Regions from separate parts of the Mus musculus genome. Here region 2 is linked to region 1. A link is a loop called in an ENCODE intact Hi-C map of the cell type or tissue named here. Cell type or tissue: left cerebral cortex. All regions are shown on one strand. Links, peaks and the distances in the headings refer to the core of each region. The heading gives the core; the rest is flanking DNA.

Region 1 (15,529 bases), core at 2,588-10,587:
ACTTTAGTGACATAGTGTTTTTTTGTGTATAAAACTAGCTCAACTCTGTCTGTATGTAGAGGTGTGGTAGTGAGCACCAGGGGAAAGAGACCGGGTACCACTTTTTTTCTTGTTCTTATACACTGGTAAGCTCTCCTCATAAAAGTTGCCAGCCTCTCTTTGTGGATTATCAATGTTATCTACGTGTATAAGTTGTTTTAATAATAACACAAACATAATTTTTTATTGTTTTAATTTAAAATACGATTACATTCATCTTCCCCTTTCTTTCCTCCGACTCCTCCCATTTTCCTTTCTCAAAATCATGGCTTCGTCTCTTCCAGCTTTTTTTTTTTTTTTTTTTTTTTTGGTTTATATATTTAGTCCCTAAAGATATAAAAACATAATCCTGCTGAGTCCATTTAGTTTTATTTATATGGATATGATTTCAGGGCTGAACACTTGGCATTAGATAGACAGTTTGGGCACTCATCCCCAGAGACAGGTATTTCTCCTTCTCCCTGTTAAAAAAAAAATTAAATGTAGTTACATTTCAAGTGTAGGCAAGTAATGTGTCTTTTAAAATATAATTTTCTGAAGGATGAATAATTTCCCTGACAAGGAGCTATTGTGTTTTATCCATATATATTGTTTAAAGTGGAGTCCACCCAAGTTTTATCCTGTCATCTGATCCACCTGCTTACTTAAACAGTTAGCGGGCATTTATAGAAAACTGCTCTGTGAAGAATATTTAAAAGTGCATATGGAAATGGATCAGGTCTACTAAAATAAAGAGGAACTAAAGATCTAGTAAGAACAGAATTCAGTTTGGGAGTACTTACACAGTGCATCATAGCTTGAAATTACAGGGTAAAAGGAGACTTTAATATGAAAATGTTATATGGAGTGAAGAGGCCATCGGACAGGGAAGAGGCCATCAGACAGGTTGAGCAGCACATGTGAGCCCACTCATTCTGCAGATCTCTTTTTGGTTATTGGAATAGCTTGTAGCTCACCGCCATACAGGGCAAATACTCTTAATTACAGGGTAATTTCCATAGACTGGACTTCACTCAAACGTGTCTTCTGCTTATGGCTACAGAAGGGTTTATTTGGGAGGTGGTATTTTTATGCATTGTTAAGGTTTCCCTGTAATCCAGCTATGAACGTTCTCAAGGAAACCAAGAGTCCCTGGAAGGTCACAGTGCAGGTCTGGATGGTGTTAGACTAAGCTTTAGAGCTTTCAGATTTCAGAGGATCTGGGGGGCTTTGTTTCTTCAAACGGCCCTGGCCTCTTTTCCTTTAATCATTGATCCTCTCTAGCATTAACTGCTCTGTAAGGGGTTTAGCAGAGAGTATCATTTTCATGACCCCCCCCCCCCCCATAGCAAAAGAAAGGCAGGCCTAGATGGGCCTGTTTGTCTACTTCTCTTCTGACTGCTCAGAATAAACAGACATCATGGAAATCCATTTATCTCCAGACACTCCACAGGGGAAAAAAATCCTTTCTCCATGTCTTGGTAGTGATTTAATTTTTTTAAATTGCAAGACTTTGATTTAAAATTGTAATGCGCCGATGTAGTCGCTTGCGCTTGCAGTCAGCAGTTTGGATTCTGTACAAATATCTTTATACAATTATGGTACAGAATACCCCTCTATCCTTGGTCTTCTCCAATCCAAATGCATGTGCCCTGATAGAGCACATGCTAATACATGACTCATGAAGGACAAACATTTCTTATATCAAATGGTTTAAATGGTGATATTTCAGAAAAAAAAAATTAACAAAACCAAAGTAACCTAATTCTAGGAATTCTGAGACCACATTTTAAAGGATGGATCGATTTCTGCGTACAAAAGGAGTCTGAAAGAACACGTAGTTTAGATAGATGGCATATGCATCTCTCAGCTGGCCTGGGGGAGCAAGACAAAACAGACTGGAGGACTTGGGAGACACACTTCCTTGCAGCTTGGAAGCCAGAAGTCTGTCATCAAGGTGCCAGTGTGACTGTTTCCAGTTCTGCTAAGGGATATGACTAGCCTTCGGAGAGAGAGGAAGAGGGGAGAAGGGGAGAGCGGGTGAGGGGGTGGACCTACAAGAGTGTTGGTCACAGAGACAGAGGTCATAGTGACTCTATCTTGTATGTGCATCTTGTATGTGTATACCCTGTATGGCTCTCTCCCTTCTTCATGCTTCATGGCAGAGTCCATTTTCTTCAGAGCTTAGGCTTTGAGCACAGTTTCCTATCAGGGCACACGCTGCTAAAGGTCCTGGGTGTTGCTCTCTGACTCACAGTGCAACATGTGGGTTTGGAGACAGCAAACAGTGGGTTGGAGACAGCTGGCACTTTCTGCTTCCATACAGAGGGATGAGACTCAGTCAAGACTATCCGGGCACTAAGTCACCACTTTTGCAATGAATTGAGAAAACTGTGGATTTTCCCTCCTTAACTATGGAATGATTTTTGTCTAAGAAATTTAGAAAAATCAAGGACATAAGAAAGTTCAAATCACTTGCAATTAGACCAGCAGTTTTCAACCTGTGGGTCATGACTCCTTTGGGGGTTTCATATCAGATACCCCACATATCAGATATTTATGCAACAATTTACAACAATATTAAAATACAGCTATGAGCCGGGTGTGGTGGCGCACGCCTTTAATCCCAGCACTCGGGAGGCAGAGGCAGGCGGATTTCTGAGTTTGAGGCCAGCCTGGTCTACAGAGTGAGTTCCAGGACAGCCAGGGCTACACAGAGAAACCCTGTCTCAAAAAAAAAAAAAAAATTACAGCTATGAAGTAGCTTTGATGGTGGGGGATCGCCACACGAGGAACAGAATTAAAAATTTTGGAGCATTAGGAAGGTTGAAAGTTGCTGAATTAGACAAGCTAAATCCCGCAATACATTTTTCCTAGACTTATATCACAGATATGAACATGCATACATGTATTCTAGTATTTTTGTTTATGAACGTGATATCCTTCATGTTCTTGTTTAAAACTGCCATTTTCTTGTTATTACTCTGTCTATATTGTCTAGCGTTCCGTTTGCTAATGACTGTAGTCATCTGTCATACAATGTTTTATAATATTTGACTTTGTATTTAGGGCACTTGACTCAGTCTTTGATCGTCGCCTTCATAAATCAGATTCTGTATGGGTCTTTAATTGATTCTTGAAGTAAATTCATAGAAGTAAGACAGTTAACTGCATTAAGCTTTACTTTCTTGATGCTTATTGTCCAATTTCCCCAGCAAGGTGCTATGGACTAGCCTACCTCCGTGCTGAATATCGATGTTAGTTTTACTGCCAAAATGGATTATGTGTAATTGAGGAATCAGCACCACTTTGATGGAAGAAAAAAAAATAAACCTTTTTTTAATTTAAAAATTGTCAGGTTGCATTTGGATGAATTTCTTAAGTGCCTTTGGTTATTCGTGTTTCTAAAATTTTATTTATATCTTTTGTCTAGTCTAATATTGCCTTTTCTGTATGAATTAGTGATGCAATATATTCCGTCAAAGGCCTGTCGCAAATACTGCTGTGTGCTGGCTGGTTTTCTTGTAACACAAGCTAGACTCATTTTGGAGGAGAAAAATTGAAAATATTATCCCCCACCAGATTGGTCTTTGAGAAAGCATGTAGGATATTTTCTTGGTTGATTGATGTGGGAGGGTCCAGGTCATTGCTGGTAGTGCCATCCTTGGTCATGTGCTCCTGGGTGTTATAGGTTAAGCAGGCTGAGCAAACCATGGAGGGCAAGCAAGAAGCTGCCTTTCTCCATGATAGCCTCTGCACCAGCCTCCCAGTTCTTCCCTGAAGTTTCTGCCCTGACTTCTTTAGATGATGAACTACAAGCTGTGACATGAGATAATCTTTTCCTCCACAGGCTGTTTGGGTCATTGTGTTTACTGCAGCAGTAGAACCCTTGACTGAGGCTCTTGCTTTGAGCAGTGCTTCTCGGGGGCATGTCCCTCACTACATCACTTCATGTTTGTCACTCTTGCTTCTTTTGCTTGGCTGATTAAAAATGTTCTGACTCAAGGTTGATCAGGTCCAGCTGGTTTCATTACATTTGAGGGCCTTTAATTTCACTTCATCTGTTTACATCTTGTATCAATGCAGCTGTAATGTATGAGTTCTGGTCTTGTGAATGTAAGTTTCTATTTCAATGCCCACCAGCCTCCCCCCCTCCCCAACCTCTGTGGGTCTTACTTCATTCTAGCCTGCCTTGTCCTGATTTCTGGTTCTACCTCAGAGTACTGGAATTATAAGCCCGATGTCACACCTAAGTCCCCATTCGCTACTTGAACCCATTTTTCTTTAACACACATTTTGTTTCTCTTAACTTCTGCAAAGATCTGTGGTATGTTTTCTACTCTTGAATGCTGTGAAAGACCTTCAAGTTATGTGATGGCATTTTTAATTTCCTTCCTTTATTAACTCAGACAGTATCATCTCAATCAGGTGTCTGGTTTCGTTTCTCAGGTTATACCCTTGGTTTATGTTTTTCTCTCTTTCATCAACTGACACAGCGTGTACACCATTTACGACTTATTTCTATTTGTCCTTGTACATACTTGGAAAATAATTGTTTGACCTCTCCTCTGATGATCTGCTAAAAGCCATCCTTGGACTGTGGGTGGGGCTCAGGCAATTGACTGCTTGGCACAAGCAAAGCCCTGGGTTCCATCCCCAGCAGCACGGGAACTTTCCTTCACACCATATGGTAGTTTGCTGTGTGCCACTCACCCCTGGCATGCCAGAGGCCATAAAGGTCTACTACATGCTTCTGTATGTGCATCAGCTAGGCTACTGGGATTCGTTCAGGATCTTCCAGTCCAGTTTCAGTTCTAGGAGTACCTGCAGACCCTATCAGTAGCTCAGAGCCCATGATGGGGACCTGTAAGGAGGGTCTAGGCATCTCTGGCCTTTTCTGAGACAGCAAAGCCTTCCTTCAGGCTTTCCTCTTCCTGCTTATCTGACCCAACATGCACACTTACTCAGTGTAGGAAGGTTCTGGGCCCAGCTTACTTATATGGTAAGAGCAGAAGCTACAGACATCTAGGAGGTGACTATTCTCTTAGCAGTCTGTAACTCTTGTGGTTTTCCTGGACACATGCAGGTCCCAGAAGTCATGAGTCCTGAAATGGGATCTGTGGTGGTTTGAATATGCTTGGTCCAAGGAGTGGCACTATTAGGAGGTATAGCCTTGATAGAGGAATTGTCTCATTATGGGCATGGGCTTTGAGACACTTTCCTAGCTACCTGGAAGCCAGTCTTAACTGCCTTCAGAACAAGAGGTGAAACTCTCAGCTCCTCTTGTACCATGCATTCCTAGATGCTGCCATACTCCGGCCTTGATGATAATGGACTGAACCTCTGAACCTGTAAGCCAGCCCCAATTAAATATTGCCCTTATAAGAGTGGCCTGGGTCAAGGTGTCTGTTCACAGTAGTAAAACCCCTAAGATGGGTTCCTACCGGGACAGCATTTCTTTCATGCTTTGGAGGGAATCCCTGTCTCCCACTGGACAACAATTCTCTAAACCCCAGTGAGTTAGACTCTTGATGTTTGTTGTCTCAAAATATCTCAGAGATGGCGGCCTGTGAGAATCACAGTTCTATAATTATCAGTCCATTCTAGGCTCTGTTTCTTTGCTGTTCTTGGCTCTCTTCGGGTGGTTTCTGGAGGAGGTTTAGTTAGATGGCTATGTCGGAACAAGATGGTGAAAGACTTATCTTGGAAATCAAGAATGGATCATGATGATTATTTAAGATCGCACCTCTCCTGCCAGCCTCAAAACTGAGATCTGAGGATGAAATGAGACGATGAACGTGGGAATTCTTTGAAGGCTGCTTGAGGAATTATGCAAATACAAACGTGCTTTGTGACCGCCACATCTTGTAAGAGGAGAAGCCAGTACCCTCATTGGTAATGAGCTTGAGTTAGGCTTTTAAAAAGAGGAATGTGCAATTGTGAAAAATGATTATTTGGGTGAAGAACAGATCAATTTCAGTTCCCATGATCTTCTTGCTTCTGCCCAGCAATCTGAAATAGGGCTTTGCATTATTCTTTGTTCCCCCAGCGCATTTCTGCTTTATATAGCTTCTCTGTGTGTCAAGAGATTGTTTCGGCTAAAGAAACTAATCTTCAGATGGGTCTGACTCAACAGAATGCCCAGGGCAGGGCAAAGGCTTTATTTAAAGTTGAAGAGTTGGTGATTTCCCTAGACCATTGGGGAAGCTTGAATGCGTATGCTTTCAGTGAAAGTCAAGTCTTTTGGATGAAGCCTCTCGGGAGGCAGTTATGCTAGGCTCCTGTCTGCAAGTATAACAGAGTATCATCAATAGTGTCATGTCTTACATGGGATGTGTTTTGAAGTTGGGCCAGCCATTGGCTGGCCATTCCCTTAATCTTTTATCCCTGCACATCTTGTAAGTAGAACAAGTTTTGGTTGAAGGTTTTACCGGTGACTTGAGACCCACTCCAAACACCAGGCTGTGTTCCCTGAGTCTTGTGGAAGAGTGGGGGATAGAATTGAGCAAGTTGGATGGGTCAAGGATACCATAAGACCTACAGAGTCAACTAATCTGAGCCCATGGGGCCTCACAGAAACTGAACCACAGAGAAAAGAGCATTCAGGGGTTGACCCTAGGCCCCCTACATGTTTGGAGCAGATATGTAGCTTGGTCTTATAATGGGTTCCCTAACAATTGGAGGGGAGGCTGTCTCTGACTCTGTTACCTGCTGTTGGCTCCACTTTCCCATAAATGGATTATCTAATTGGGTTTCAGTGGGAGAGGATGCGTTTAGGCCTATGGCGACTAGATGTCACAGGGTAGGGTGGCACTCCAAGGGGCTTCCCTTTCTTCTCAGAGAAGGGGAGGGGTAATGGGGGGGAGAGATTGCAAGAATAGGACTGGGAGGAGAAGAGGGATGGGGCCCTGAGATAGGGATGTAGAGTGAATATATAAATAAGTAAGTAAGTAAATAAAAGAATGTAAAAGATTTTGCTTTAAATACAAATATAAAAGCAGGAGAGACCCTGTTACTTCCTGCTCATTTTTTTCTTTCTTCAAGTGAGCGTCCTTTTCTCTCTCCTGAAACTTCACCAACTAAACCCTGAAGTATTGTTTTCTCCTGGAAGCTAACTCCACTTGGTAGCGACTCTGTCACTTTTACACCTTTGAAAGGCAGTGCACATTGTCGGTAATGAGAAATCTTGACAACGTGTAAGAATCTGTTGTCGTTGTGTCTGTTTGTAACAGAGGGTCCAGTTCTGCTGATGTGGACACACTGACCCCTCTCCTCAGTGTCTTGTCCATACATGGAATCTGAAAATTTACCACACAGTGGATATCCCAATTGCATTGTTCTTACCAAAAGAAAGTTTAAAGCGTGAGTGGGTTGAGAAGGCTCATCTAGTATCAAGTATCCCAATGAAAAAAATACATTTGAATTTTCAGTGTTGGTGAGGGCCAATTATACCAGTGCACAGTGTGAGCACTTCAGAGCAATGGTGGCTTTCACCAGATGTAATCATTCAGATAAAAAGTGAACTTAAAGCAGAGTACTATGATGTGAGCCACTGCCATGCTCATGTGGTATTACAGGCGGTTTGTTAAAGAGATAATAGTAATAATAATAATAACCCATACTCCATTTTATCTAACAGATATTTTTCCTATTCATCACTTTCTGGTAGCACTTGTGGCCATCGCGAAGTTTAGCTTTGTGCTTGGTAGTTTTTATTTTATATTTCTTACATGGCAAATGAGCTTCTGGTTTCTCCATTCTGCATAAGGCCATTCTACTGCTGCTTTAACAAGACTGCTATTGTTGACCAAGCCTTTCTGTCCCATTTTTTTTGAAAGTAGGTAATGCTAAAATGAACATCTTTGTTACAATTTAATTTTAACTTTCTGTGGGAAGTTCACTTGCTGGAATAAGTGGAGTGACATTACGGTGCCAAACTTAAAGGGCTTTCTGGAAGGTAGTGGGGTAGAGGAGTCAGTCGGAGGCACCCAGCTAGGTGCTCCAGAGTCTTTGGATGGGGATGTGGGGACAGCCAGGATTCATGGAGATGTCACAGCATGCTGAAGGCTTAAGAACAAAGCGTTGGTATCCTTTCCCATGGTCAATCCTACTGAGAGGGCTGGCTGCCACTTTTCTTGAGGTTCAGCTGTGGCTAGAGGTGTGAGATCTGACTCTGGCAGTTGGAGACAGTGGTGCAATGGGTCCAAGAAAAGGGTGGGCACTCATGAAGGAGACACTAAGGTATCTTCACTTCTACCCGGAGGCCATCATGGTTTCCATGGTGGTGCAAGGCTTTGGTCATAGCCCCAGGAATAGCTGTGCCTGCTCTGGGTAAATAGGACCTCAGAACCTGAAGGGGACTATCTGGTGTACAGTCCTAGAAATTGCTAAGAAGCCTCAAATCCCAATCTCTTTCCTCACAAATAGATTCAGAGAAAGGATTGTCATTTCTTCTCCGTTTGTTTTTCTTTTCTCTTCTTTTCTTTTGTCTCTTTTCCCCTCCCCTCCCCTCCCCTCCCCTCTTCTCTTCTCTTCTTTTCTTTTCTTTTCTTTTCTTTTCTTTGTGTTGTTGTCAATTAGTTTTGTTAAACTGCAATTAAGTAACTTGGTGAACTTTGCCTTTGACCAAGAGTCTTCTCAAGAGAAACAACACACTTCAGGGAAAGGGAGAAAGGGGGTTAGAGGCAGGCCCCTGGGAGAGTTCAAACTTCCTCATCACCCTGGGTGTGCTGGTGATACTGGAGCTGGGGAATTGGACACCTGCTTCGGTCTGTGTGAACATGAACAATTACTCCCAGTCTGTTTTTCAGGCACCATATGTGGCTTCCACCTACACAAGCTCTGTGTTCTGAAGAATTAAGTGTTTCTTTTTTATTCTTCTGCCTGAGGCTGTACTTTGAGTAATACCACCATCCCTTATCTTTACCCCCTCCATGGTTAAAAAAAAAAAAACGTATGTAGATTTTAGTAATCAATATTTTATACACACACACAGTATGAGTTTGTACCATGTCATTCTCAAACATATTACAGAACTTGAGTGATGTTCTTGGGTCATCTAGCATGTCATCATAGGCCCCTAGTTTGCTGTCCTATCAAATTTCCAGTCAAGAAAACACTTCAGACAACCTTAATTCGGATGTACTTTGGCACATGGTGATGACCACAGTGTGTTTTCCGGCCACACCGAGGTACTTAAACATTTGTAAAATTCCTCATGCTCACAAACGCACTTGAAGGCCTTGAAAGTGTCCAGGGACTGTTTGGAAGTGTGCTCTGCTTGTTCTGGGCAGGATAATGGAATTAAGAAGTGATGAATGAGAAAGGCTGGCAGGAAGGATTTATAGTGCACGCTGTAAACAAAACACAACTCGCCGGCTTTTCTCCGAAAATCGCTCTGCCTTCTTAGCTAATCCATAAAAGTGAGCCATCATCCGCTAGGCTGGCTTGCGCTTGACTGTGGATGAAGATGGAGTGGAGGAGACAGAGGGCCCCAGAAGGAGGTGATCTCCATGCCAACGGGAAGGGAAAGGGAGTTGGAATGAGAGTGTGGTGGGTTAGGAGCTGGTGCTGTCAATGGGGAGGGAAGCAGGACTGTGGAGATCACAGCATTCTGTGGGAAATCATCTCACGCAGGTCTCCTAACAGCCACAGTAGCGTTGTGCTCATTTTGTGTGAGCAGAACACCTAACTCATGTAGACTCAGAGTCCACTCCAGCTGATGACTAGCCTGATATCATGCAGCAAGCCGGTGGGAGAGCCAGGGTTTGCTCTCAACTTTAGGAACACTTGCTGACTGTATGCTCTTCTTCCTTGCTTTGGGGAGAACATAAAAATTAGAATTCCAATATTCTTTCAAGTGGTAGAGATCAGCCCCGGGTGTGTGTGTATGTGTGTGTCTGTGCAAGTGCATGTGTGTGATATGATCACAGAACTAGGGGAAATTGAACTAATATGCAATTCATTTTTCATTGTAGGCCTTGGAGAGGTCAAGGTCTCATAGACCATTCCCATCCACCTGAGGCTATTTGCTTGTAGGGCACTTGGGCTTTGACAAGTTTCTAGGCTTTGTAAAGCCAGATACCCTAGGATTCTTTATGCCCCAAGTCTGAGCACAGGAGAGAAGTGAGATAGAACATCCCGGTACTCCTTCCATTACAGTTGATCCTTACGTAATTTAGTTTGCTTATCTGTCTTACTTTTGAGGACAACTAAATGCACGGCATAAAAAGAGCTGATTTGTATTATCCTGAAATGGTACCGGCTTGCTGAACTTACCATAATTAATCTACCTGAAGCTGACTTCCATGGAATTTTCAGGAGCACAAGAAAGTATTTTCTACCAAAAATAACGTGCCTTTGTGGTCATTGTCTGCATTTCTATGTACTCCTCACAAGTCGGCTGTTCTTTTTATGGCACCTCCTTGTGTTTTTTCCTCCCCAGAGTCGAAAACATGCCAGCAAAGTCCGGCTGTATTACATGCTTCACCCCAGGGATGGTGGGTGTCCTGCCAAGAGGCTCCGAGCAGAAAATGTAAGTATTTGGTACCATCCAATGGCATGGGTGGTTTGCTATGAATTTTGCATGTGTACGAGTTGGAACTGTGTCCAGATGAGTAGAGAGAATATTCCTTGAGTAGGGTCATGTTCTGATGGGGAGAGGGTCCTGTTTGTCGGATGGCCTTTTCCTTTCTACGGGAACCTGCTAATATCCTGGCTTCTGGTGATGTTTTGCTGGAGCTCTTCAGAGAAAAGAAGGCGCAGAGTTGCTGGGACAGAGGCAGCATGGGTGACAGGAGACAAGGGCCACCAAAGACAAAGCGTGGGAAGAACAAAACCTAAAGGGCAAAACTGACGGAAATACCAAATGCTTTGTTCTTTACATATTTGATTTCTCTGCTGTGTAGAACACAATGCCATCTTGTTAATTTATAATGAGGACCACACATAGCATCTGCAAAGAAACATACTCGGGCGATTTGATCAGTGACCCCCTCTGCCTGAGGGTGCGTTTACTTGAGAAGACCATGACAGGTGGGAAGTTGCTTCGAGGTAAAATGTCAGAGCACTGGGGTTCCTTCCTGCCGGGCTTTTCTCTTGGCAGGGGCTGCTGTGTGAGGGGCATCCTCTCGTCCTCTAGACACGGAAATCCCGCATGCTAACACTGAACTTAAATTAAGCACATTAAACTTTGTGTTTCAAGAGGTTGTGGAATAGTCCTGGTACTATGTAGCATCAGTTTGTAGGTGTTGGTCTCCATTTTTAATAAATGATCAATGAAGACATATTTGAAGACCATGGACTTGGGGGATTTTCTGGGAAGAAAATAAGGGATGAAGAAACTGTGTGTGCCTGCAGGCAGAGAGCTCTTGGATTGTCCCCTCACACTAATGTCACCTACACCACTTAGCATTGTAGCAGGATCTGATCGCAGGTAGACTGATCTAGACACTGGTCACTGATGGGGTGTGACAGTATCCTGAACTTGTTTGAGGGGAAAAACCAAATGACCTGGAAAGTTTGCAAACTGCTGAGGCCCAGGCCTCTGTCAGCTCCTCAGCATCTGGCACAAGGAATTGATCTCGTGCTGCCTCTGTGGACCATTAATACTTATACTTCCCTCTCTGGTTTTTGTGACTGTTTCATGAAGTGATAAACACAAGGCTGGCTGGTGGCATTGCCTGAGGAAGAACCAAGTAAATAAGACAGACTTGCTGGCAAGAACTGAGGGATAAATGATGTAAAAGAAATAGCTTTGGTCACAGTACCTTTATTGACAGTGTTTGAAAAGAACCCCAGAGGCAAAAGGTAGGGAAATCCCACCAAAAAGTCTCAGCCAGGGAAGTTTGTTCCCAAAGGGCTAGCATTTTTCTGGGGATTGGGATATGAGTAGAGTTTATTAGGTGGTAGAGGAAGGCAAGAGGGAGGGAGAGATGTCTTAGCTGTGTGCTTATCAAAAAACCCATGCTAAGCTATAGATGAGTTAGCCTTACTTAGCCTTTGTGGGACCTCAGAATCCTATACCTACCTGGAAATCATGCCTCCTTCTGATGAACAGGTAAACTAGAACTGTTTTTGTTTTTGTTTTTGTTTTTCTGTTTTGGAGATAGCCTAGAAGTGGCGCCTGTATCCTTACTTGAGAGTTATTAGTTCTTAATTCTAAAAGACAGGAGGTGCTGAACTTCAGGCCGACTGGATAGAGAGCTCTTTGGACACATTTTTATTTACTACTTCTATATAATCACGGATGTTGCCCTTACATGGGAGCTTCTCAACCTCTAATGTCTAGACAATGAGCAGCAAATGGGGCCTCAAGCTGGCTTTGTGGACTTGGAGGAGACAGCGTTTGCTTCTTTGAGCAGTTCCACCATTTGCCTGCCTTGGGCTCTGTTCTGGGCCAGTAAATAACCTTGGACCCAGCTCATATGAGGAGAGATATGTGGATTTTAGAACAAGGCCCATTTTCAAGGCTTCTATATTTCAGACCCGTGTGAAAACCTTCCTTCAAGCACCCTGGGTTTTGGAAAGTTTTACCTATCAATCACTTATCATTTATCCCACCATTTCCCATAATTCACTAATCACAGTAGGAAAGTAAATCAAAAACAGAGAAGCAACATGCTCATCCCACTTTAGGAGCAGAGGTCGTATGTGATTTTGTTACAGCATGTGTAATGGATTTCATGGGTACATAGGCCATTTCCACTAGATGCTCTGATATGCTGGGTATAGTTCAGATAGGCTTCAGCTTGCATCCGGGGCTCTGCTGTAAGCATCTGGAGGAATTTTGCCTTGGACAGACTCACACTAACAAACTGAGGGAAGGAATAGGCAATGATAAACAACCCATCCATAAAAGGAGATGCCTGACTCCCAATCTATATATTTTTTTCCAGCCAAGGAGAACAATCTGCTATAAATCATACTTAGAGGGTGGCGTATGCTCATTCTGAAAATGGTCCAAGAAGCCACTCGTTAGCTCCATAAGAAGAGGCACCCAAGTGGACTGCTTTTGCTCAGCAACAGCATCCCTGATCTTTACCCTTGCTGCTAGTTTAGGACCAAGCAGAGCATGGCAGACATGCACACTTAACAGTAGTGTGGGGTGCTTTGCCTTTAACTGACCTTCTTCCAGTGTTTGCCCACAGCGACCTACAATCAGAACATGCCCGAAGGCTTCTGTGTTTCCTAAGAGAAAGCTTCCTTCTCTTCTTGCCTTTGAGTCATCCTTAAACCTATGTGATGGTGGCTGGCTCTATGTGATGGTGGCTGGCTCTGTGGTACATGAAGCTGCATATAACTAGATTTTGCCCTTTGCATCTCTCTGCTCATGTCCATAGGGCTACAAAATGAGAAGAGCAGCAGTCAACTCACAGCTTCTTATGGAACGTCACTCATGTGCTCCTTCTGCCCTCCCAGATTCCAGAGTCCTGGGCTGAGATGCACCTCCACATCTGCCCCTTAATGCTAGGAGAGGGCATGGCTTCTGAGAGCAGAGAAAACCTTTTCCCCCGTTTCCCCAGGCTCCTTGTGCATGCCCTCCTGCTGTACTCTCAGCCCTTAAAGGACACATGCCAGCCTACATTAGGATAGAAGAGAACAGCTTGTGTCTTAAAGCCCTCTATACACTTATGTCTCCTGTTTTAGCGTTTCCAGCTTCCTAAAATCCCCTTCATATATGCACGATTATGATTTTGCAATTGAAGCTTTTACTTCTTCTCCTTTTGGAACTTTAGAGCAGGAGGCCCAAGAGCAACATCAACAATGAAATAAATCGTTATAGCTGATTCCCTTAAAGACATTTTCAGCAATTCTTTCTATGGTAGAGTCCAATTGGCTTGAGAGATGTTCTAACCCAAAGTGACTGTGGCCTTCTCATTTTATCTTCTCCTCCATGAGCCACATGCTTTGGAGGCATCTCTTTAGGGAATGGAACTTTAAGGGAAATTGGGTTTCAGACTTTGTTGCCTTTGATTAATGAAAGGCGTAAGTGGCTGCCGATCAAAGCTGCCAATCACTAGTAAGTAAACAGCGAATTTCTATGTGTTGTTATATAATTCTCTGTGAAGCTTGTGCTTGGTTCATGTGATAAGGATGCCTGGATACATTTTCTTTGAGGTATGAAAGATTCAGCATGGCTTGGAATCTAGGTGGGGGTTGAAGGTCGAATGCCAGTCTCATGTAGAATTTTCTTATTATTGATGTGAAAAATAAGGATGGAAATATGTGTGCCATGATGCATATGCCATGACATGTCACAACCGGACAGGCCTGACGTTGCTACCTTAGGTTTTTCATTTCTCTTTCCAATATGTCTCAAGGCTGCCCCTGACCTTTGGCATTAATGTCGAGTCCTGATCCAGAACACTGTTCCTGAGGGACAAGTACAATAGCAAGCACATCCTACATTGTCCCCAGCATGTTCTAAGTAGGTGATAACACATTCATAGAGGCCATCCTCCTCAGCCTTTGTGTAAGTCAGAGAGACACATTATCTCCTCTCAAAGAAATGAAATGACTTGACTCGTCATATAGTGGTGCGTGGCAGGGACATGTCTGAGAAAACCAAACCAAACCAAAGGAAGTGCTTTTTCCTGATTCTGTTCCCTAGCTCTCCCATGCTGTGCCATGAGACAGCTTACACACATCCCCAAGTGCTGGAAGGTGCTAGATGCTCCCACACTCCAACAGAGTGGGAGGGTTCTGTTGGTAATCTGTGTGGCGTCACACAGTGTGTTTCTGCTTCTATAGACATGCCCGGGTGTGGGGAAGGTGTTCCCAATTGTCCTTGATAGTTTCAGGTTTTCTGAACAGGATGGCACCTAGCTGATTCTTGAAAGAGTATACCAGTGAACCAGTGAGGTTCTGTGAGTTCAGGATCATTGTGAGCCATAGCCATTATGGGGATGGGACAGAAGCCAAAGGCATTTCTAGCATGTCTGGGCAGCAATCAGTTTCAGGCCAGGGTTCCAGGAGTCCTCCCTCCAGAGACTAGATGAAAGCCTGCCTATTTGCCTCTCTCTAATCTGTGGTGGCTGTTGAAACCCTTGGATCATAGCCTGGTTGTTTCTCTGTACTTTCATCTTCTAGAAGGATCTTGGAGATGGGACCTAATTTTTCTGTATAGACCCCATATAGTAATATCTCATGTCTCAGGATCATGAATATGGAGGTGAGATTATTCATCAAATCCAGTGTCAGAAACAAAAGGCAATGTTAGGAAGTGAATGTGGTGACTTGTGCCTGTGGTCACAGTACTTGGGAGGTGGAGGCAGGGGGATCAGGCTCATCCTTGGTTACATAGGGAGTTTGAAGTCAGCTTGAGCTAGAGATTCTGGAGGGAGATAGGTAGGTAGATAGGTAAATGGGTGGAAAGATGGATAGATAGGTGGATGCATGGATGAATGGATGGATAGATGGATGGATGGATGGATGGATAGATGGATGGATGGATAGGTGGATACATAGATAGGTGGATAGATAGATAGATAGATAGATAGATAGACAGACA
Region 2 (15,529 bases), core at 3,012-11,011, 420 kb after region 1:
GGACCAGTGGTGGACTGGAGAACCAGCCAGAGTCCAGAACAGACAAGGCAGCCTTGCTGTGGCCTACGAATGTTTACCTGAAGCAAAAGTAGAAGTGAGTCCCACTTCATCTGCACATCTGCGGATGCAGGAACACCTTTACTCTATCAAGGTGGGGACGCAATTTGAGTTTTGGGAACTTATCACACAAGGTCTTTTAAAATAGATAGAAAACTTATTTAATCTCTAGGCACATTCTAAGGCAAGGTACTGATAAGAATGGATATACAGCAGGTCTTTCCAGCCTGACAGGTGCCCTTGAATCTTGATTCTAAGAGATGGTCTGAAGGATAAGCTGGTAGAGAATTCCCATGTTTGCCAATGACACTCAACACAACCAAGATTCTTGGGTGGACAAACACTAGTCAGACAGACACATGTGAAATCTCTCATAAGCCATCCTTCTTCTGTGAGCTTTATTAGGTAAGGCTGGGTGATTCTTTGCCATTGAATCTCACCAACAGTTATTCAGTTTGAATCCACTGCCCCCAGGAGTCCCAAATACTGTCATTGTCCCAGGGCAAAGTGAGTCAGGGATACTGACTCACACAAACCAAATTAAAACCACAGCACATTGGAGGAATGCCATTAGAACACAAGGACAGAGTTGTTTTGTTTTGTTTTGTTTTTTCCAAAGAAAAGATCTACCATGTCTCCAGTTGAGGACAATTTCTTCTCAGAGAGGTCAAAAAAATAACTCTAAGCTAGGTAGTAAGTGCAGAATCAGATCAAAGGGGAATCGGGAGTCTGGGAGGATTTATCCTGGCTGGCCCTGGTGTGACATGATGAATTTTTCCTCGCCCTTGATATGCACACCTTCCTGGTAATTAAATTAAGGCCATCTTGCAGATTCAGTGTCTCTTGGCTTGGCCTTGAACAATGCTAAAAAAAAAAAAAACACAGTGCCTGTTTTTGCCCTGTTGAGCTGCACTTTTGTGATTCAACTTCTTGCTTAGGCTTCTACAGCTCAGTGCATGGGCTGCTCAGGGATGGGCTGCTCCTAAATGGTTCACATTCCGACCCTACCTTTCTGAGACCTGAGTCACCTTGTGCTGAATCCTTGTGTGTGTGAGGACAGTCAAAACCCTTGGCACACCCACTCAGACCATTGATAAACCCTAGATGTGGGTTTTGCTAGCTGAATACTAGGAACCAAATCTCACTTTTCCTTATCTCCAACTACTTCAGAGAAATCTCCCTTTTCTGCTTTTACCTCCTAGGTAACCATGGGTGTGCAAAAAGGTACGTGTTAGGGAAGTGTGTGGTGTGTGGTGTGAGTGTATGATGTGTGTGGGGTGTGTGTGTGTGTGTGTGTGGTGTGTGTGATGTGTGTATTGTGTGTGGTGTGTGTGTGTTTTACCTAGCATTTAATTGGGATTTCATCAGAAATCCCAATTAAAACTTTAAAACTAAAATTTAAAACTTTAGTTTGAAAAGGTTTCATCTATAGAAACTTTCTGAAATGAGCCTGTAAAATCATCACCCTAACTGGTTTTTCACAGTAGACTATAACAGACACACAAAAATTGAAATGAATTCTTGCCACACCTTCCTAGATTGCTGCAAAGAGCAATGGCATTTGGAGGTCATCTATACACCTGACCCTGCGTCAGCCCACCTGATGGTTAACTGCTCCTGCTGCATCAACTCAGGCACTGTCTTTAAAGAAATGACATTGGACCAGGTGGACTGTGACCCAAGAAGGTCAGCTTTGTCTCATAGGCAGGTCAGTTATCCTGGGACGTGTGTACTGAAGACTCACTGGATAATTACTTTCCTAAACAATGTCTGAAAGAGAAGAGGGAAGATAGTAGAGTCAAGGAAAATGTTATCTCAAAACTGTACTGTAATCCAGAGATCCAACAGTGTCCTAGAGGTACATGGTTCTTAAGGGCTTGGGGATTCATTAACCACCAAACACTCACTGAGACAGACATCCCTCTGAGCAGGCCTGTGACAACACAGAAGTTGGCATTCTTTGTATGAGGGCAACTTCTAGAGAAAAACTCTGCAGAGCACAGTTAGCCATTCACTCCCATAAGTTAGAGAGACATGCAAGTCCCTGCCCTGACCCAGCACTAGACTACAGACATGTCAAAGCATTTGATATTGTGTCAGGATTTCACCTACAAAGGTTACTTTTGAGAACTTTATAGTCAACTTAAAACATTGCCCAGAGTGTCAGGTTTAAATAAGCTCAGATTGAATAGCTGCATTCAGAGCTAGCCAAGTGTACAGAGTGCACACATCTTTACAGCATCCCATTATGCAAGCTGGGGACAAGGCTATTGTTTGGATGGAAGTATTCCGGGTCTGGTATATTGATGCTCAGAGGTAATGGCTTTAGAAAGAAGATTAATTCTAGAAACAGAACAATCATTCCATCATGAAGACAGAAGGCGTCTTCCTGCTTCTTATACAAACCCATCTCTACCCACAAAGGTAAACATTAGCTAACAAATGTTATTGTCCAACAGTCTCAGGCTACCCCTGTTCTGTGTTCAGAGAAGTAAGGTGAAGTAACACGCATGGCCAGAAAACAAGGTTCCCTACAGCGACCTTGACAGTGCTTGCAGCTGTGTCAATCAGAAGCTAATCATCTGCAATGGCCCAGGCAGAAGACCTAGGTAAGCTAATAGAATTGTCTGTGACACTATTCTCTTCGCTCTATCCCATACCCTTGTGTAAACTCTCCTGTAACTCTACCCCAAACCCATTGTCAGGAAGTGACAAGATATTTTGGCACCAAAATGTCAGTGACTCATGATATTTCTCCCCTCCACTTTCCTTGGAACATTTCGTCAGGTCCCCTGGGATCAGCTCCAATGTAAATGGGACACTAGTCTTGTTCTTGGGTGCACAAGCTTGGGACCAAAATGGAGAAAGGACAGAATTTCTGCACAAATAGAAAAGATGGGTAGGAGCCCACTCTGTCTTACCTTTCCTCATTCTCTTTGCTAGCAGAAACCCAATTTTAGGTTTTGTAGCCATGTGCTTATCTAAAAGCCAGGCTCAGACTTCTTTGCATTGAGATGTGGCCAAACTGATTCAAGTCAGTTGGGGAGGAAGCACAAAGAAAGGACTGCAAACCGAGCTGATGTCATTGGCCAGCATCACTTCAGGTTTAACCCTACCCCCTAACCCACTTTCTCCTGTTGGGATATGAACATGGTGACTGAAGAACCAGCACACGTTTTGTACAGCAAGACTGTCTTTAGGACTGAAGAGAAGGAACATAGTCCCCTTTGCCACGCTAGCTCTTCCGTTTCCTTTGGGTGATGGAGAAATGAACCGCCATCACGTTTCAGTTTTCTACGAAGTACAGCTAGAATGAAGCCAAGCACAATCAACACAGAATTGAGCTCCTAGAAGAGGGGGCCAGAGATAATGGAGCCCCAGACACTAAGCAGGTTGAGTGGAGACATGTGCTGGAAATCCCTTGATGGTCTGAAGACATAGCTGTCCGCCATGTTAGTCTGTAACTCAGAGATCTGTCAATATGCTGAGTACAGTTGAAGAATCTAGGCAGTGTCCTGGTTAGCATGTGCCGGTCTTTTTCTGAGGCTTCTTCAGCTGAATTTCTAAGGAAGAGAGATAATTCTAGCAGAACTAGCCAAGCTATAAGCACCATGGAGTCGGGCATCCAGGTGGAATAGATTCCTCATTCGGCCTCTCTCAGAGGAGGTCAAGTGTGTTTGCACTGCATACAGAAGAGTCTGTGAGCTGTGTTCAAAAAAAAATGCTGTTTTTCCAGGAGATGAGGCTACTGTCTCCAAGGAAGGTGGGGACTTGTTCATAAATTGGGGATTAAAAATGGTTTGCTTTATCCCGGTGTGCAAGTTCAGATGAGTCAGGGAAGTGGCCATTAATCTGAGAAAGCAGACCACAATTGAGCCAAGACCAATAGGTATAAGATGAGACTCCTACTGCTTTATAAACTCCTTCAAGCCTTCTTCAGTGAGTTCTGTTGGTATGGCTGAATAGAAGCGAAAAGACTAAGTCTATCCACCATAATGACAGCAAACAGGGCCATCAGCAACGTAACACTTTCTACCCTCAAAATAGTCCTTGGAGGATCCCCACCCCCCAAACCCAGTATCAATAGCAAACGGGTTATAGTAGGTGTGCAAACCCCCTGACAGAATCTCTACACACTTACTTTAGTTGAGGTGATGGAGGGTGACAGACAGAGACAATACAAGCTCAGGTCCTAGTTTGATGAACAGCATAGATGGGAGTCATTCACCACACAGAACTGCAAGGCCAGGGGCAGCCTGTGCAAATAGGGGAGGGAGGATTTTTGTGTTTGTTTTGTTTTGTTTTGTTTTGTTTTGTTTTGTTTCTTTTTTTTTTCCATTTTTTATTAGGTATTTCGCTCATTTACATTTGCAATGCTATACCAAAAGTCCCTTGTTTTGTTTCTAGTTTTGCCCAAAAGGATGTTCTCATTTCTGTGGTTCCATGGACCACCTTTCCATGCATAGCACCGCTGTATCTGAATTTCCATTTAGTTACTTAGATTTTCTTTTACCATAATGTGGCTTCTCCCTTACAGCTCTCTGGAGACTTGCTATTGAGCTGCCACTGGACCACAAGAGGAAACACTGAGATGTGATGTGGAAGACTGCATGCCATCCAGATACCCTGAACTTTGAGCTGCGCACAGTAATTAGGCAAGCTCTCGGGATAGCTTTTGATGGAGGTGGAATAGACGTTCTAGATGTAGTCTCTGTGGACACAGACTAGCAAGAGGGCAAGCTAGCTTAGCTTTTAATCCACTCCCTTCTAAAAGGACAGACATCTTTCTTTTACAGAAGTGGGAAGGGGCTATTTTTAAAGACTCCCTAAAGCAAAGACTCGCTATTGCTAGAGAACTACAAGGGCCCATGGGATCTTCCAGAAAAGACCCTTAAGCACGCAGGAGTTGTATGTGTGTGGAGGGGGGAGACCCCTCCTTTGCATTACCTGTTGTTTTCTTGTCTTGCTAAAAATATGGACACAATGACTAGAGGAATGCCCATGAACTTGGACTAAAAGCCTACCCCCAGCATGCAACTTACTGCAAAATGGAGGAAGAGAAAGGGGGAAGGAGGCTACCTCCCCCCAACCCCCCCATATCTGCACATTGCTCTTTGTTACCTGGTATCAGTCATTGTGTTTCTCCTCAGAGAGTCATAGAAGTCACCGTATCTACTTAGCACCACTGTATCTTCTGTTTAATGACCAATGGCTCCAGGTCAAGAGTAGTTGGTGGTTTCTGCCACCCAACCTACATAGACTCGGGAGCACTCACCAAGCTTCCAGCTCTGAGCGGTCCATACCTTCTGAGTGAATAAACTGAAATCTTATATTCATAAGATACTAGGAAACAAGTCACATGGACATCGCTTGGGCACATGGTGGCTTCACTGTGGGCTTCTAACCCTGGGAGGAAGACCTGGAAACATATGACCCAGATATTTTAGGCAGGTTTGAGCACAACTTGTGCATAATCTTGCAAAGAGTCCCAGTGGTGTGAACTCTTGTTCAAAGCCTCTCTTCCCACACCCACCATTGTCTTAGCCAGAGTACATGGCTAAGCATAGAGGATGATTATGGTCTCTCGAGCTTTGAGTGTATAGAAACTGTAGTCTCTATCTTCTTTTAGGTCTATAAAGGTACTGAGATGGTCGTAGAACTGGTGGACACTGTATTGGTTTCTTATTGCTGCTATGACACATTTCCCACAATGTAATGGTTCAAGTAACATCAAAATTTTATTCTGTTATAGTTCTGAAGGTCAGAAGTCCAAGAAAGACTATAACTGGGGCTTCCTAAGATAATCTATAGCCTGACCTCCACAGTTTCTAAAGGTTGCCTACATCATTTCTTGGCTCGTAGCCCCAATAAAGATCTTCAAAGTCAGCAGTATGATATCTTCCAACCTCTAACATTGCACCCTCTCACTTTGAAGATCCTTGAGTTTCTAAGGAGCCCATCTGATACTCTAAATCAATATCCCCATCTTAATTACTACTTCTAAGTCCTTTTGTTACATAAACTCACTGGTTCTGACTAGCTCGGGGACACCTTCATGAAGTTTTTCCTCAGTACACAAATACCAACATCAGCTCAATGTTCTTGCACTGTGTTGAGTGTCCAATGTCTCCAAGGTTCCTAAGTAACTGTTCGTTTGAGCTTCCAATGTTGTATGTAAAGCTTTTGTCAAGTTTCTATTAAAAATAAGTTTAGTTTATTGTGCTCAGTGTGGGCACATGCTGTAGAAACCCTCAGCTAGGTGGGTGCATCTATCCACTTGCCAGAGTGTTTGTGGATAGTCCCTTTGCGATCCAACCTTGTTAGATTATGGTGGTAGATTATAAAGAGGTAGGTCCTGATAATTCATACTCCTTCCTGCTCAAGCCCTTGTATGCCTCTATGACTTTGCAGTGCCTCCCAAAGGGACAGAGTTTGTTTCCCTGGTCCTTGATATGGGACTTGTGAACATGTCTTCTTTGTCTCACTCCAAGTCACCTTATAAAAGTTTGTCTTCTTGTACGTCTGTGGTAGAATCCTGGCTAGTTTTATGCCAATTTGATAAAAGTTTAAGGTATATGAAAAGAGGAAGCCTCCACTTAGAAAATGTTTCCATAAGATACAGCTGTAAGGCATTTTCTTAGTTAGTGATTGATGGAAGAGATTACAGCCCACTGTCGGTGATGCCATCCCTGGGCTGTTGGTACTTGAGTCTGTAAGAAGGCAGGCTAAGCAAGCCATGATGAACAAGCTAGTTAGTAGCAGTCCTACATAGATTTTTCTATCAACTCCTGCCTCCAGGTATATTCCCTGTTTGGGCTCCTGTCCTGGTTTCCTTCAATGATCGACTACAATGTGGCAGTGTAAGTCAAATAGACTCTTTCCTTCCTACATTGCTTTTGGTCATGGTGTTTCATTGCGGCAAGAGAAACTCTAAGACAAGTTGGTACCAGGATAATGAGTGGAGTGGAGTATTGCTGTGACAGACCTGACCATGTTGTTTGTGGAGGATTGTGGGAAAGCTATTGAGTGTTCAAAGCTTGGTGAGCTGGTTCTACAGGAGCCTGGGAAGATTAAAATCTTGAGAGCAGTGCAGAAGATGGAGGTCTGCCTTGTAACGTTTCAGAGGAAGTTTAAAGACTTTATCAGAGACATTTGTTATTTTGAGTTAAGATTCCCTGGTTCTGGGGCTGAAGAATGAGTTATTTTTAACAAGGTACCAGAACTACTAAATTGAAACCTTTGCCTTTCTGGGATACTCAATTGAGACATTGGCAGTGATTAAGAAAAGACCAGCAGCATTGATATGAAATTTTCTGGAAGAGTTTACTGAGTGTCAGCACACAGAAGCTATGCTACAGAGATGGCCAAGATTGCACTTCATGTTGGCAGTCAAACTTGATATATAAGAGTCACCCAGGTGCTACTGGTTTTGAAGGCATGAAGGTATCATGGAGAGCAGCTGAGGCTTGACACTGTGTAAGGCCAAAAGAGGCCTTTGGTAAAGGTGCAGCCTTAGTGACAGCTGAAGGCCTAGAATTGAAGGGATCATACAGAGAAGTTGAGCTTTGACACCATGAAGAAAGCCCTGGAGAGAGGCTATAGTTGAAAATACAGCCCAGTTGCAGCAGAAGAGCCCAGCATTTTGAAAATACCAGTAACTGGGACAACCAGCAGCTGTAAAGTGAAGCCATATCCTTGAAGACAAGCTGTGGGTGCTACCAAGGCCAGAGCTGGAGACGTGACTCATGCTTCCTAAAGGAGCCCAGAAAATTGTGACTGAATTTCAGATATTGCTCATTGAATTATTTACAGTTAGAATTTGGTTTTGCTTTGTGCAGTTTGTGACTGTGCCCTGGTTGTTCTTCCCTCTTGAGGTAAACTCTTTAACTTATTTTTTATTTTACAGGAGCCCATAGTTGAGATTTGTTTGTTTGTTTGTTTGTTGTTTTGGGTTTTGGCAGGTTTTTATTATTTATTTATTTGTTTATTTATTTATTTATTTATTTATTTATTTATTTTGGTTTTTCAAGACATGATTTCTCTGTCTTCTCAGAGCCTTGGCTGTCCTAAACTCATTTTGTAGACCAGACTGACCTTGAACTCAGAGATCCACTTGCCTCTGCCTCCTGAGTGCTGGGATTAAAGGCATGTGTCACCATGCCCGACTGAGACTAGATATTTTTATTAAAGATTTAAAGTGTTTGAATTTGTAAGGCTATGGGGCATTTTAAGTTTGTAAAATGTTTTATATTGTTATATCTTTATCAATATGTGATGTTGAGGATGAACAAGAAAAGGAAAAATGTGGCTTAACGGTGATGTGTCTGTGTGTCAAGCTGGCAAGGGGTCAGTTGTACTGGACAGTTTTACATCAACTGAATATACACTAAAGTCATCTGAAATGAGGGACTCTCAACTGAGAAAATGCCTCAGTCAGATCCAGCTCTAGGCAAGCCTGTAGGACATTTTCTTAATTAGTGATTGGGGAGGTGTATAGTGCCATCCCTGGGCTGGTAGTCTTGAGTTCTATAATAAGCAGGCTGAATAATCTACGAAAAACAAGCCAGTAAGCAGCATCCTCCATTGCCTCTGCATCAACTCCTGCCTTTGGGTCCCTGCCCTGTCTGTGAGTTCCTGCCTTGGCTTCCTTCAGTGATAGACTACAATGTGGAAGTGTAAGCCAAATAAACCTTTTCCACCCTCAACTTGCTTTTGGTTGTGGTGTTTCATCACAGCACTGGAAACTGTAGTTCAGACAGGCAGGACTAGAGGGACACTGGTTGGAGGAGGAAGAGAAGAACATGGCACTTGCCCAGTGTCAGGCCACCTGTCTTTAGGACAAGCTGCCATCTATTACAAAACCTGAGGGATAAACACATGTTATTTCACACAACAGATCCCTGGGAATGCTCATGTAACATTCCTTGTGAGCTGCTCAGGGATGGCCTAAGTGTATTAATCTACACACCTTCATCTTATAAATGGGTGTAACTCTCCCTATTTTGAAGATTAAAAAAAAAAATCTACAGAGAAAAAGCTGCATACCGTGTAACTCAGAGGATCTGGAACCACAACAGGAATCAGGCCATGTGCCTGTTTACTTCATAGCTACTGGCTCAGATCTGGGCCATGACTAAAGATATGAGTCTCCCTTCTCCCTCCCTTCTTTTCTTTTTGCATGACTCATTTCAACCTGCCCTAAAAATTGGGTTTTTACATTTTCTTTACAAGAGTGTTCAGGGCCACTTGGATCATCAATAAACTGTGAAATTGTACAAATGGACACAATGATGTGTTGATGCAAGACTCATATTCTAACAGCCCAAATGCATTTTTTTTGATCCTTCACTTGGGGCATGGCCATGTGTCTTGTATGGTAAGCAGTGTACCATAAAACAATGGCATTTGTCCAGAAGCCGACCAACATGTAGTTCAGCTGACAGCATGGCAGAACTATTTTAGAAGATGAGCCACAGCTGAGATTTTTCTTATGAATAATATTTCTTTCTTTGCTTCAAAATCCTAAAGAATGTGGGTGTGGTTCTTCCTAGAAACTTTAGAAAGCTGAATTTCTAGGAGACCCATGGGGGGAGGGCCGTTCAACACCTCAGTTGTTCACACCTGAGACCTAAGGAACCCAAAATATAAACCTGTGCATGGGTCTTGGAGAATAGGGGACACATAGGATACAAAGGTGATGGATGGAACAAGAGAGTCAAAGATGCTTGGTGCCATCTTACAAAGATGTAAGAGTGGTCTTTATACAGTCTACTCATGCCCAAACGGAATAGAAGATTTAAGAATGACTGATGGTAAACAGGGTTTATGAAATGTGGCACCCTGCTCTCTTATTGTCCGGAATGAAGTAGCAATAAAAAATCTCCCACACCAGCTGTAATGTTATTATGGGAAATTGTAGGGAGATGATTTCTGCTGCCCATTTTAGGAGGTTCTGATGGTGGTAACTCTGGTGGTCATTGGGACCCCCAAGCATTTACAATATCATTTCATTCTGGAACTACCCTTTTTATTGCAACCTGGTGCAGAAGGTATTAATCTTAGGTCTTTCTAAAAATATAGATAGAGTTGGGGGACTTAGAAAGAATTATTCTCTGAAGCCACAATAGTAGCCAATAATGGAATAATTAGTATCTAGGTACAGCCCATTTAACGTCTTTATGTAACAAACTAACAAAGAAATGCTTGGAGCATAGGAAGTGGACATGGATTGGAAAAGGGGGTGGGGTGGAGTGGGGTGGCAGCAGCTTTTTTCTGACACTGCTGATTTGGATAACGGCTTGCACATGCTGGAGATCAATGTGGAGTCCTCTGTGCATGTGAAGGAGAGAGCGTGTTAAGCCTTTGACACGCCATATCACCCAACTGTGCCCACGAAAGGCACAATGGGATCCTCATAGAGTCCTACTCACATAATGAGCCACTCAGCAAAGTCTTTTCTTTACTGCACCCCTGCTTCTGTGTTCCCCAGATACATCTTCAGGTGGGTGTCAACCCAAGCCAGAGGAACTTTGTTCAAACCCAGCAACAAGAGCAGAGAGCTTCTCTAAGTGGAGAATCCCAGGATGGTGGTGGCCAGATGCACACTGAACCCAAATCTGCTCAGAACAGCAGGCCAGGTGAGCCAGAGGCAGGGATCAAAGCAAAGTCTTTGGAATCAGAAAACCAAGGTCAAGCAAATGAGGACTGGGGCAACACAGACAGGCAACATATGTAGCTGTCCTAAATACAGCTTGGTGGGTGGGATTGTCTCTGCCAGCCTAGGCAGCATGCTTAACGTGTGGGTTCTATATAAAAGAACAGACGTGGCTAGCCTTTCTGCTCTATGATGTTTTATGCTCGCCAGCTAGAGCATTCTATCCCCTTCTTTGTAAAGCCTTTTCCCCAAGCCACTAGCTGCTCATATGGAAGCTGTGCTGATACATCTGTCTGTTCCCTAGGCATTAGCACAGCCCACGTGGCTCTGGCTCTGTGCCCCATCTCCCCATTGCTCAGATCCAGTTTTGTTTTCTCCTGTTTTCACTGGGATACATTGTATCATCTGTAGAGGCAGTTGTATGTGTAAGAGGGCATCTTCCCAGGACAAGAGATACTTGCTTTAGCCTTAGTTTGAAAGAAAGGAGTATTGCTCAAAGTTACCTTTGTTTGTTTGTTCATTTATCTTTTGTTTTGTTTTGATTTGTGTTCTGACTATTGTCTCTTAAATCAACCCAGCTGGAGCCTTTCAATTGTCCGTGTTTCAAGACCATCCATAAAAGACAAGTCTTCTAGTTTTTTGGTAGGTTGCTGAGTTCCAGCTACTGGGAGTCATTGATTAGAGAATGAACCACAGAAGGATGGGATAGAAGTCAAGGGACCTCTCTTCCCTCTGTTTGGGAAGTCTATGGAAATGTGTTGGCATCTGCTCCTTCCAAGCAACCCCTCTTCTGGTCCAGTGGCTACAGGAAGTCTTGGCATGAACCTAGCTTCCCCTAGTAAGACCATCTTCATCCAGATGCTCTCTGGTCATAAAGTTGTGGGTTGTTTCCTCCTCTAGAGTCTCTGGATTCCAACACAATCCTCTCTCTGAGAGTTTCAGGTCCTCCAATTATCTTTATAACTATGTTTCTGTTGGCTGGAATTTGGAGTATGCAGGTGTGTGTGTGTGTGTGTGTGTGTGTGTGTGTGTGTGTGTGTACATGTGCACATGAATAGACACAAGACACAGACAATAGATACAACAGGGGTAGGAAAGGAGAAAGAGACAAAAGATTACAGAGAACTGGGTTGGATCTCAGAGTTGCAGGCATCACAGGACAGATAAGAGTGAATACCTCCAGGCTCCAAATGTGGCAGCCACTAGCCTCACTGCCATGGAGCCCAGACCTAGTCCAGCCCGTTACCAGAAAGGAGGTTATTCTGGGTCACCTTCCTTTCATCGAGTCATCTAGAAATGACTTATTTTCAGGCATCTTTGTTAAGATTCAAATGCTGTCATAAAATATCTTCATCACAATAAAAATGCAAAGTGCAGAGCTGTGGTTCTGCACCATGTCACAGAGGGACGCAGAGACATCATTCAAATGTGTTTGGGCCAGTTACTGCACATGCGCTTGCAGGCTGATGGGAAGTTAAAAATAGCACACTCCATTAACAGGGAGAAAAAAGAAAAGAGTCTTCTCCAACTAAGTAAGTGCCTTCTCTTTGTCCTTATTTTATAGACACAAGCCCCCTCCAGATTCTGAGCAAACTTGCATTTTGATTTTCAGCAAGTGTTTGGACCTAGCAGCACACAGCTGCAATGTGAGGCAACCCGGGAAACCGCAAAGACACAAACAGAGCTAGAAGCAGCAGAGAATGAGGCAGCCTTCCCTCCCCCGGACAGCCTGCCATCTCCTTATGATCTTTAAAGATCATATCTATCACGTATCTTTAAGAGGGTGTATTGCCCGGGCTCTCTGGGGTCACAGAGGAGTTTTAATATAAGGATATATGGCAGTATTGGGAAGCAGTAGTAACTGAAACACGTTGTGGTAAGTTCAAGTTGTTAATGATTTGGATTCTGTTTTTAAAATGAGAGCATCTCATTTATATTACAAATGGGGAGCTCAGATCCACACACCCCCTCCCCAGAAGCAAGAGATGTGTTCAGATTTACTCTCTCTCTAGAGGTCTTTAACTCTGGCTTGGGATAGTACTAGACCAACAGAGGCAGGTCTAAGAACTTCAACTGAAGGGACAAGCCCTGGGGATTATGAATTCCAGTTTATCCTGGACAGGTTCAAGGGATGGAAAGGTCATATACTTATATAGTCTGTCTGAAGTTATTTCCTTATCAGGCAATTGGAAATAAAATCATAAACTATAAACTACATCATAAGGTACTAAAATGAGTTCATGTACACACACACACACACACACACACACACACACACACAAATATGTTCCCATGTCAGGAGAGCAAAGAGATATAATCAAACTCTGAGGGTTACATAATAAAATTTGATCATTTTAGGCTAAACACAGTCTGAATTGCTGCCATGTTAGCCCCAAAAATCTATCTTAGAGAGTCCCTACGTGATGAACCTGGCTGTGTTTCAACAGAACTATATCAAAGGCTGGCTCCAGCTTGAGGCCCTTAACTGCCAGGCCTGGGTCAGGGCTCCCACTGTATTCAGCCACCACCACCCCCCTTCTCAACCACCTCTTTTCTGGGTACAGGACTTGTGAGTCAGCCCAGGCCTTATTTTTGGAGCACCAGCTTTTTAAAGCCAAACATAGCTCACTGGAGGGGTTTAAAATACATAGTCATCTGCACAGAGGGGAGGAAAGCTCACAGTACATTTGTAACCAGAGTCACAGCTATCTTCTTGGTGAGTGTGTGTGTGTGTGTGTGTGTGTGTGTGTGTGTGTGCCCGCGCACACGCGCACGTATTTTGGCTCATAACCTATATAGAAATGACACAGGAGAGAGAACGTAGCCGTGGATTTCACTGAACTGTGATATAAGGCTAGGTAGCACCAGAAGCAACACTTCTGCCTCCACCTCTAACTTCTTACCACCCACTCACATTGATTTTTCCCTTGTCACTCTAAGATTATGAAGAAGTTTTGGCAGATCGAGGTGGAAACAGTTGGTGACCTTCCCTCACAGACCTGGCTGTTTGAAGACTTGAAGTCTGCCACGGGTTAGATCTTGTATGTTCCCCAAAGTCCTGAGTGCCCAAGGCTTAGTCCCCAAGCTGGTAGACCAGGAGGTGGTAGAGATATTTGATGTTAATGATGGGTGGACAGTCTTTGGATCACTGAAGGTATGGTCGACCTTGAGGGGAATAGCACACCCTGACTCCCTCTTCATGTTGTCTCTTCTTCCTGGCCAAGAGATGAGAGGGGGTTTCTCCAGTGTGTGCACCTGCCTTGATCAACCACTTCTACACAGCCCCAAAGCATGGGTTAACCTCTGAACTCTTTAGAAGGTTGAACCTCTAAACAGAGAACCTTTTCTCTTTATAAGGTGATGGTCTCGGTCATTTCTTATAGTAACTAAAACCTGACTTACACACAGAGCTACACGTTGAGCATCATCCTGGACATTTAACACGAGGGGGCAAAGGTCATGGACGAACCAGAACATCCATGTGCAATATTTGGTTCATACGTTTTGACCTTTCAAAAATAGTCAAACGAGCTCATTTGCTGCTGTGTTTAACAAACTCAACCAATGTCCTCATGTCCTCAGCCTGAGGAAAGGGACATTCAAGAGTGCCCCAGCTTGCCCTCAGAGTGTACCATGTCTGTCTTGTCCACGCCGGGCCTATTGTTTCACCAGGTCCTTGCCCGAGTGTCATGGAGTCAGTCTTCTTCAAGGAGAGTGACTGCTGGAAGCCGTGTCTGTTAATTTAAACTGAGGAGCAATTTGAATATTCTGGGATGGCTGGGAGACACACAAAACATCTCTGGTGAGTTCTAAAGTCGGGCAGTACTGAATGGATCATCTCTCAGGCCATTGTTTGGTTAATCTGTGAGGAAGCTAGAATTAGTCTTCCTCAGGAGAAAATAATATGAATTTGTACGCAGATTTGAGTATGTTCGCCTTCACGGTGTGCACTGGGGTCACCTTGAGACACAGGAGTCAACATCTACGACAGGCTTGAAAAGAAGGACGCACATGGCCTGGACAGCAACTTCGTCTTGACCTCATAAAGAAGCTGTGCCCTGGGATCAGAGCAACTGTGTTAAAATGCTGAAGACCATGCTTTGGCTCACAGAATAAAGAGCTTAACCATAAACTGCACTCTTACATGGACCACATGATCTTGCTGTAAGAAAAAAAAAAAAAAAACCAACTAGCTCCAGGATGGGCTTGATCCCTGGAGAAAAGTTCAGAGCTGCTTAAGAAAGTACTTTCCTGTCTCAAGGAGCCAGACATTGAGCGTCGTCTTGGACATCAAACACAAGAGTGCAAAGGTCGTGGAGAAGCCAAAACGTCCATCTGCAATATTTGGTTCAAAGGCTTTGCCCTCTCAAAAACAGTCAGCTACCACCATAGAAATTGTAAGAAATGAGTCCTGATGGAAAGTCTACACAGAGAGCGCACATGAATGAACTAAGGTCACTGTCGCCGTGAGCAGGTTGACACAAAGTAATACAGTCTCTTTGCTCTCTGCTCTGACCTCCTATGATGAATGGCTGTGAAATCAGTCCCCAAAAAGAAGCTTGCCCTTACACAGGCTGGTCTCCAGAGATGTGCACCAAGTAAACTTTTATTCGTCCTAAGTTTCCAAGTCTGCAGAGCTCTGTTACTGGCAACTGGAAATGGACTAAGACATACATGACTAACACAACACCCATACTTATGTTAGGATATGGTCTTACACCTGTTTCTGTCATCCACCTGCAGCCAGCCTGAGTTGAAGTGTAACTCAGGAGTCATGGAGAAGCAAGAATAGCCTGAACCCCAGTTACATAAATATTT

The links. Peaks named below come from ENCODE experiments on the same cell type or tissue, not always from the same donor. Only the 100,000 strongest peaks of a DNase experiment are listed, where the experiment ranks them.
Region 2: it touches region 1 in a loop (2.4-fold over the local background); 3 of 42 quality-filtered maps call a loop at or near these places.

Annotation. Positions count from the first base shown.
Region 1 is chr8:23,786,880-23,802,408 of GRCm38, forward strand. It overlaps Zmat4 (zinc finger, matrin type 4), which reads left to right. Exons shown (of 7, transcript NM_177086.4): 3 at 10,463-10,552. Among named protein-coding and RNA genes, the nearest start is that of Zmat4, 120 kb to the left of the region's middle. In left cerebral cortex, for the core only: no CTCF peak of the experiment used is centred there; DNase peaks (open chromatin) are centred at 5,664, 7,944 and 8,813; H3K27ac peaks cover 1,862 bases.
Region 2 is chr8:24,203,546-24,219,074 of GRCm38, forward strand. No RefSeq gene overlaps it. Among named protein-coding and RNA genes, the nearest start is that of Gm51564, 170 kb to the left of the region's middle. In left cerebral cortex, for the core only: no CTCF peak of the experiment used is centred there; DNase peaks (open chromatin) are centred at 7,773, 9,197, 9,440 and 10,952; H3K27ac peaks cover 3,392 bases.